Regions from separate parts of the Homo sapiens genome. Here region 2 is linked to region 1. Evidence: chromatin contacts called from ENCODE Hi-C or POLR2A ChIA-PET data. All regions are on one chromosome and are shown on one strand. The core of a region is the stretch at or near the end of the contact, and the rest is flanking DNA. Distances in the headings are between cores, read along the strand shown. Region 1 has its middle 50 kb from the start of SNHG14. Region 2 holds the start of SNHG14 (small nucleolar RNA host gene 14).

What was found. Hi-C counts contacts between places; a loop is a spot of excess contacts on that map. ChIA-PET counts read pairs that join two places held with the same protein, here RNA polymerase II (POLR2A). Pooled maps may share reads with other maps.
Region 2: a loop to region 1 is called in a pooled map, with 3 times the contacts of the local background. The contact joins the promoter of SNHG14 here to the enhancer-like site in region 1. A Hi-C loop is called at or near these places in 2 of 50 pooled maps. POLR2A ChIA-PET finds 5 or more read pairs at or near these places in 3 of 52 experiments (BJ, H1 and WTC11).

Annotation. Positions count from the first base shown.
Region 1 is chr15:24,771,680-24,775,758 of GRCh38, reverse strand. No RefSeq gene overlaps it. Among named protein-coding and RNA genes, the nearest start is that of SNHG14, 50 kb to the left of the region's middle. RefSeq lists enhancers at 1,696-2,591, 2,383-2,677, 2,571-2,740, 2,592-3,488. Within about 2 kb of position 2,543, at least 14 of the 41 ENCODE cell types and tissues checked have a DNase peak (open chromatin) inside an H3K27ac peak, as active enhancers do.
Region 2 is chr15:24,821,261-24,825,979 of GRCh38, reverse strand. SNHG14 (small nucleolar RNA host gene 14) reads right to left here and starts at 2,372. Exons shown (of 148, transcript NR_146177.1): 1 at 2,157-2,372. It also overlaps a transcript of SNRPN not described here.

The DNA.
Region 1 (4,079 bases), core at 1,294-3,793:
CCCTCCTCTGCTTGGTCAAAAACCGTTCCTCAATCTTCAGAATCTCCTCCAATGTTCCTCATCCTAGAGGCCTTCCTTGTCCATCCCATTACAGGTCTCATGCCTGTCCTCTCAGTTCCCAGGGGCACGCTTCCACTTACAGTTTGGATTTTGTTAAGTTTTCTGAATTCCCACTGGACTGAAATCAGAGGACATAAATTTTAAAAATATTTTCCCCTGTGAGCCCAACACATGCAGTGGCCAAAAAGCAACACAGATTATTTTAATATTGAATTTTACATATGAATGAATCTCTCAAACTCTTTACTATATTCTTGTCTTTTCCCCAATTAACTCTATCTTTCAATCTGAAGAGGATTTGAACTTGAAAATGAACATTTTTTTTTTGCTCCTTTCTGTTCTCAGAACAGGTGTAAACCCTGCTGTCTCCCTGACTCTTCTTGTCTCCCCATTCTCAAGCCATTGTAGAGACCCTCTTATGGATCACGCTATTTCTACCTCATATGCTCCTTTTCTCTCCTGGAAAGTTTTGCCCCTTTGATCAAGGAAGATGTTCTTGTTCTGTAAGATGTAGCTCTACTAATATGGCTCCCTTAATAAATATTTCCATATCCTTCTTACTTATCATATTTCACTTTTTTGTATTATTTTCTGTCAAATGTTACAATTCTGTTAGCCTTCTTGCAGCCATGGCATAGTTTTCATTGTCTGCACATGGATGAACTTGTTTTGAAACCTTCTGCTATTTCCTTCTGTAATGTCACCTGCAGCAAAACATGCACAAAGGTGTCAGCAGGACAGGTTGAAATCACAGAGTAGTGCAGCCTCATTTACTAAGGAATGCCTCATTGCCATCTCTCTTCATGGCACAGACGGTGGAAGACATCCATGACTTCTGATTCAAAATCCAATTCAGATCAGAATTAGTTTCAAAATATTGCGAATTCATTTATGAATTACTTTTACTTTCAAGTTCATATGTACAAAATCAGACTATTATGTGTATAGCAGTTTGAGATATATGTATTTCCATTTAGATCCACCTTAAATCTTTGTTTCATTGACTTCCAGTAGGTAGCCCTCATTTAGACTCCTACAGGTACTGTACAAGGCCAATTCTGACCTCCGGTTCTAGGAACTTACAACTATATCCAGGTCCTGGTACCAGAATGGCGATCAACTCTGCCGTAATGGGAGATGAAAGGGAGCTGGAAATGGGTGTTTACAGTGTGCCGTTCATGGGATACTTCTTTTACGTGGCCAATGCCCTAAGCCATAACTGTCTGACCCATAACCAAGTGTCTGTCTAACAGGAAATGTGTTTAGAACGGCAGACGCCCTTGTGGCTCTTGTCTGACCTATGACTTGTTTCTTCCTAGGTGATCATCTCTCTGGCACTGGGAACCAGATCTTGTGTTCTCCCAGTGTCCTAGGAAAAATCAGGCCTTGGGTAACCCCCGGTTCTTCAAATGGAAGGCACAAATTTAATAAGCCGATTAGTAAAAGAATTTTGGGATTGAATTATCAGTTGTAAAGTGATGGATAGAGTGATGAAGTAAGGGAAGTCAGGATACAGAGAAAAGCATATAGCTGAGAAACTTCTTTCAACCTTGTACAACTTTTTGTTAAAATAAAAAATGGTATTTTATAATGGATATAGAGGCATTGGGGGAAAGTTTGACCTTGAAGCCCCCACAATACCTCTCGTAAAACAGGTGCTTAGTTGGAAAAGATAAAAGAGAGTCAATCGAGAATCTTAGGGAAAATACAAACATGATTAAAGAAGTATCCCTTAAAAAATGACAGTAATTTCAAAATTATTGAAAAATAATTCAATTTTTCAGACGAATGCAGAAAAAAGAGAAATGAAAATTAATATTTAAAAGAAAGGGTATAAAATCATGGTCTGTGCAACGTTTATGAAAAGACAGTGTTGCATAAACACTAAGGTATTTTTATGGGAAAAAGAAACAAAACTTAGGTTAAAACAAAGTTAATACGGCCGAGCGCGGTGGCTCACGCCTGTAATCCCAGCACTTTGGGAGGCCGAGGCGAGCGGATCACGAGGTCAGCAGATCGAGACCATCCTGGCTAACATGGTGAAACTCCATCTCTATTAAAATTAAAAAAATTAGCCGGGCGTGATGTCGGGCGCCTGTAGTCCCAGTTACTCGGGAGGCTGAGGTAGGAGAATAGCGTGAACGCGGGAGGCGGAGCTTGCAGTGAGCCGAGATCGCACCACTGCACTCCAGCCTGGGCGACAGAGCGAGACTCCGTCTTGAAAAAAAAAAAAAAAGAAAAAACCAAAAACAAAGTTAATACAGGAGCAAGAACCAAAACAATGATAGGAAGCCTAAAAAGGAAAATGTTTACGGGTAAAACGCAGGTTAAAGGTTTTCTGCGGCACAAACGCCGGATAGGAGACTCCTAGCAGACGCCATAAGCCGAACAGACTCGCCCGGAAACGGAAACGGTGACGGGAGACCAGCGACATTCACGCCACCGGAGCCGCGCAGGCGCGCAGTGGATCGGCTGCTGCCGGCCACCGTCTTCCCCCTCTGTCATGTGACCTTCCTACAGCGCACTGCGGGCTGTTTCGCTGCGCCGAACAATGGCGCATTTCCTGCCACCATCCCTGTGAGATCGGAGTAGCTGGGCTTTGCGGCACAGCTCGCTCCGACAGACGGTCGGGACCCCGGCCCCGCCACGTATACTTGAGCGAATACGTCCGACATCTATATCACATTAGAAAACATTGAAAGAGTAATAACCCGTTAAGGCTGTAATCTAAGAAATTACATTCATCTTATGAACTGTAGTGCTACCAAAGAGGAGCGTGATGTATATGGAAACACATGGTTCCGGGTTTAATGTGACAGTGCAAAATCAGCTGAACTCGTTTTACACTCACATCCGAAGTATGATTCCGTGCATAGTAACACACTCCTATACATCCATGTTTGTAAATGAAATCAGTTAGCGTAATGGGATTCACTTCGACCTTTTAACCCTTGCGTTAAATGACAGGAAATGTGGTCTTGGGCCAGGATTCCCTGAGTCTTTACTGGGAATGGTTACCAATTGCATTTCACCCCTAACCCCTGCAGCAATTATGAATTATGTTTCAGTTTTTAAACGAATATAAGAAAAATCCTACTCAAATGAACACAGCAGTTCCTGGATGCTGGGCCGCCATCTGTTTTGTTTTGTGTTTTTTTTTTTCCTCTCCTGAATTTATTAAGGCTGCCATCAGCCCCCCTTTCTATTGCCATCAGCCCCCCTTTCTGTTGATGCTAGATGGCGCTGTGAGCACAGGGGTCCCTCATGCCCAAAAACTACAGTATAGCAGGTACTTCTGCAATTCAAGTAAGGAGGGGTTTAGGCGTGAAAGCAACCTATGCTTGGTACTGAAATTCGTTTTCTAGGTGGAAAGTTCCTTTTCTGATTTCGTATTTTTCACAGGGAGGTCCAACTGAGTCAAGAGAAGCTTCTACCTTGAAAATACTAAAATTTTGTGTGGACTCTTTTCCAGGACTTTAGGTTGTCTATTTTCATCACCCATAACTTTTTCTTTGCCAATGCAGGGGCTGAGCCTCAACCCCACATAATTTCTTAAAAATCTAGCCCTGACATAGATTTGTAACTTCCTTCATGTGTTCTGAAATTGCTATTCTTGTGATGCCTCAAATATTTTGACTTGTATACATGTCATGGTTTCTACATGAATACTAATCATTCTTTTGTCTTTCCCAGCTTAAATTTGCATCGTTTTTCAGCTACTTATTCATGTTTTCAATCTTAAATTACTTCCTGCAGGATACCTGCAGTGACCATTTAAATTAGTGTTGTATGCACATGCATTTTGTGGATTTCCACATAACTATGCAGCCTCTCTAATCTGATTTTTATTGCCTATATGTTCGAATATCAGCTTGACTGATGTCTCAGATATAGGAGAAATGTATGTTTGTTGTTCATTTGTCCATGCCTCACATGTAGCAATATATATACCACATGGTTGTCACTAGATTTTCTTAGTTTGCAAAAATGCATAGGTGAAAATCAACTGTCTTCCCTTA
Region 2 (4,719 bases), core at 1,123-3,622, 50 kb before region 1:
GTTGAACCCCTCCCCCTTGACCCAAACCTGAATTTCCTATGATTTGTTGGTATATGCGTCTGATAAACCTGTATTGTGTAATAAAAGCACTCCCTGAGGTATGACTTCAGATTTCCCAACTTTATAATTGTGAGAAAGCAATACACATTCAGTAGAAATTGTACTTCGAGTACCCATACAACCATTCTGCTTTTCATTTTCATTGCAGTATTCAATAAGTTACATGAGATATTTAACACATTATAAAATATGGTTTCTGTTAGATGATTTTGTACAAATGTAGGCAAATATAAGTGTTCTGAGCACTCTTAAGACAGGCTAGACTAAAGTATGATGTTCAGTAAGGTAGGCATGTTAAACACATTTTGACTGGTGATATTTTCAATTTATGATATTTCAATTTATGGTGATATTTTCAATTTATGAAACCATTTTCAATATGGTTTATTGGGAAGTAGCCCCAACTTAAGTTGAGGACCATCTGTAATTTCAATGGAGCTTTCCATTTATCAGAACAGAACGCAACTCTCATCAATGAAGAATAAACCAGTAAATCTTATCTCCTCTATTTGTTTCCCCAGAAAACTTCTAGTTTCTTTCAGATTTGGGAATCATCTTTCCCTTGTCCTTCATTACATAAATACCATTATCTATCTAGTTTGCAATGACTATTAGGTTCTTCTAAATTTGTAGTGAAATTTAAGGTCAATGGCGCGAGGTCATAATACAATAAAAGAATGAAGATGAGGGTTACTTAAAAAAATTAACCAAGGTCTGCTCTTGAGATTTTCTGTATAGGGTATTGAAACCCCGAGTGCCTGACTGCAGCATTGCCTGGCAAACAAAGCTCTATCAATAATGTGAAATAAAAATATCCATAAACTATCAATGCTCTTGGTCCATTGCTTTTTCACATCTCATGTATCTTAAATAAGTGCCCCCCAGAATCGCTTTTAGACCATAAGATTGAGGATTTCATTACTTGTATAACAGCCATTTGCTATTGAATCTCATAGATCCACCCTGCAGGAATGAGTCCTTCATTAGAGAATGTGTTTCTCTCAATTCAATCCTGTTGGCATTTGCACAATTCGTATTGCAGAACCTAAACAATTCCTAGCCTGCTTTTTGGACTCCTAAGTTGTTTCTTCAAGAGGAAGTTAGTGTTTAACCTAGGGTGAGGAATCCTATCTTTACTTGCCATCTAGTCTCATACAAACGATATATGAGGAGTGTCAAAGGTTCAGCCTAAAACAATGGACATTAATGGAGCACGTAAAACCTAAAAAGTAGGTAAACTATTGACTAAGTCAATAAAAATGAACATATAAAAATTAAAAAAGTAGTTTGCTCATTGATATAGAAGAAATAAAGATTGTAATTCCCTTTCTACAAGATGATACTATTAAAATATATGCTGCTTGAAGATGTATGACATTTCCTGAGTGGCATTTTTATTTCAGTGCAAACTAATCACTCATAAAGGAGTAAGAAAATAATACATCTCTGTATTATGGATTTTCTGTAGGAAGGCAAGTCAAGCAGCCATTTACAAAACCAAAGTGAAAATACTCAAATATGCAAGCCAATGTCTATAGCTTTTGGGTAAGGAGAAAAACAAACAATATGACGACACTCATTTGCACGGTAGCAAAGTAGCTGTCTCTGCATTCAGAATGGGACTCTCAGTGTTCTGTCTACACAAATTAATTCCTTGTGCACCTTCCACAATAAGAACAAACTAAGCCACGTAATTTAAACTATCATAGCTTCTTTAAGCCTGCGATTGTAAGTAAATTTTGTCCTGTGGCTCTCAGGAAAGTCTCTGACCCTCTCCTTTTCAACCAGTCGTATTTCATAGCAAATTTCTGGAAAACACTAAAACAGAGAATATGTAACATTTGTCTTTCTTAATAAAGTGCTATTTTCATTTAATTACTAAAGAAAGATGATTGAACAGATGAAAATAATTAAATATGTATTTCGAAAAATGATTATGATAGCATTTTAAAATACAGGAATGAAAGGCATTAATATACAATACAAAATATGAATTGGTTTTAAATGATGTTTATGTGATTAAAAGAAAGACAATCGCATGCAAGTTTTAAAGATATCTGCACCCCCACCTCCAAAAAAGCAATATGAAATGTTACCAGGAAGGTGTCATTGATCAGCGACCACAGTTACTGTAGAGAAAAGCCTTTCTTATGCAAAAAGGCCGCATTCCTCAAATAGCCCCAGAGAGAGGGCAGGGGGCAGCTGACCTTGCCCCCGCAAACCACACAGAAGGCTCTGAGCTCAGCTACAGTGGCTGCGGCCAGCCCTTGGTGGGCGTGGTCTGCAGCAGGAGGACCGCATTCGAGGTCGGCGCAGGAGGACAACTGCGCTTGCGCAGGAGGCACCCAGGGATGACTGACAGCTCTCTGCCACCTCTGGCTGTTGCTGGAGGAGTACAAAGTACCCCAGGTTCCAAAAACCAGGCAACCATAATGAGGAGCCTTGACATCTAATTTATTTCACTGGGACTGGACTAAACAAATAAAGCGGGGAGCAGTGTTCGGGGATTGTCAAGATTCAAGAGAACATTAGAGACATAAGCAACAACAGCAATGTTCTAAAGTTCTAAATCCTTTTATTTCAAGGTACAGCTGGGAATATTGGTGTAGGAGCAAAGTATCCAGGATTTACTAGCCTCTTTCTTCCTTTTAGAACACCACAGTAGATAGGCTAAAGGGCTGTGGATGGAAAATTCTTGTATTAAATGAAGACTCTTAGTAATTAAGACAATGTAATATTTGCACAGATAGAAAGGTGAACCAATGAAATAAAGGAAAGCTCAAAACAGACAAAATAATATAAATGCAAATAATTAATAAGAGCAGTTATTAGTAGAAAGATGGCTTTTACAATCAATGTTCTAGGAAATTAATGTTCATTGGGGGAAGTTAAATGTACCTTTAACTTCACATTACACATAAAATTAATTGCAGGTGCATCATAGACCCAAATATAAATACCTTTTAATACAGTATTTACAACCTATGTTAGGAAAATATCTTCATGACTATAGGCTAGCATAAGATTTATTAAATTAGACCTACAATGTATTCACAATTTAACAGAAAAACATTTTCTAACATAGTTTATGTGAGCAAGGACTATGGAGACAGCCCTTTTTTTGCAGGGCTTTAGCTCAAATTCAGAACTTGTACTTAGGAGTGGTAATAGAACCTACCTTTTGATATTTTGGGAGAAATGAATGAACTAATGATACATAATGCCTGTAGATAAATATCAGGTCTATACTAATCACAACATCAGTATGCTAATATTGACAGTGTTTTCTAAGTAATTTAAATATATTTTTTGTATCAATTGTAAAATACATCATTATTTTACGCCATAGTAAAGGAATAAAATCATTGACAAGATATGGTACAAATACTTCCTACACCTTATAATTTTTACCTCACAATTAATGACAATAACTCTTTTCGACATATATAAATGTGGATATTTGTTTTATATCACTCCAATGAGATGCAAATATAAGCAAATCACGTTAAAAAAGGTATTGCTGCTCGGCGCGGTGGCTCACACTTGTAATCCCAGCACTTTGGGAGGCCGAGGCGGGAGGATCCTGAGGTCAGGAGATCGAGACCATCCTGGCTAACACGGTGAAACCCCATCTCTACTAAAAATACAAAAAATTAGCCAGGTGTGGTGGCAGGTGCCTGTAGTCCCCTCAGCTACTCAGGAGGCTGAGGCAGGAGAATGGCGTGAACCTGGGAGGCGGAGCTTGCAGTGAGCCGAGATTGTGCCACTGCACTCCAGCCTCAGCAACAGAGTGAGACTCCATCTCAAAAAAAAAAAAAAAAAAAATTCTCTACTAAAAATACAAAAATTTGCCCGGTGTGGTAGTGTGTGCCTGTAATCCCAGCTACTTGGGAGACTGAGGCAGAAGAATTGCTTGAACCCGGGAGATGGAAGTTGCAGTGGACCGAGATTGTGCCACTGCACTCCAGCTTGGGTGACAGAGCAAGACTCTGTCTCAAAAAATAGAAAAATAAAGATATTGATAAATTTCTCTCATCCAGATGCACCTCTTCTGAGTCACTATTCATCTTTCTTATGATTTTCTCCTCATTATCATCTTCTCTGTTAACCAGAAGCTTTGGTGATATTTCATTTCTTGTGAGATTCCTACGCAACACTCTGTGAGATTATCTTTCCAACCTGCTGACAGCTCCTCTGCAAGTTTTGTGTTGATGACATTAAAAGAAGGTGTCAATGGAAGGTTTCTAGGACAGGTTCATGTGCATTCATATAAGGACAACCACAAAAAGTCTGCATTTTGACCAATAGTGTTTTGACACTATCAATTTTAAGAAGCATTTTGTCTTAGTTCATTTGTATCGCTAGGAAGGAATACTTGAGTCTGGGTAATTTATAAAGAAAAGAAATTTATTTAGCTCACAGTTCTATGGACTGTAAAAGAAGCATGGCACCAATACTTTCTTCTGACTGGGGTCTCAAGCTGGTTCTACTCATGACAGAAAGAAAAGGGGAGCTTGTGTGTGCAGAGATCACATGGTGAGAGAGGAAGCAAGAGAGGGGGCAAATGTTGGGCTCTTTTCAGCAACCAGCTCTCCTCGAAATTAGCAGAGTAAGTACTCACTCATTGCCATGAGAACAATACCAAGCCATTCTTGAGGG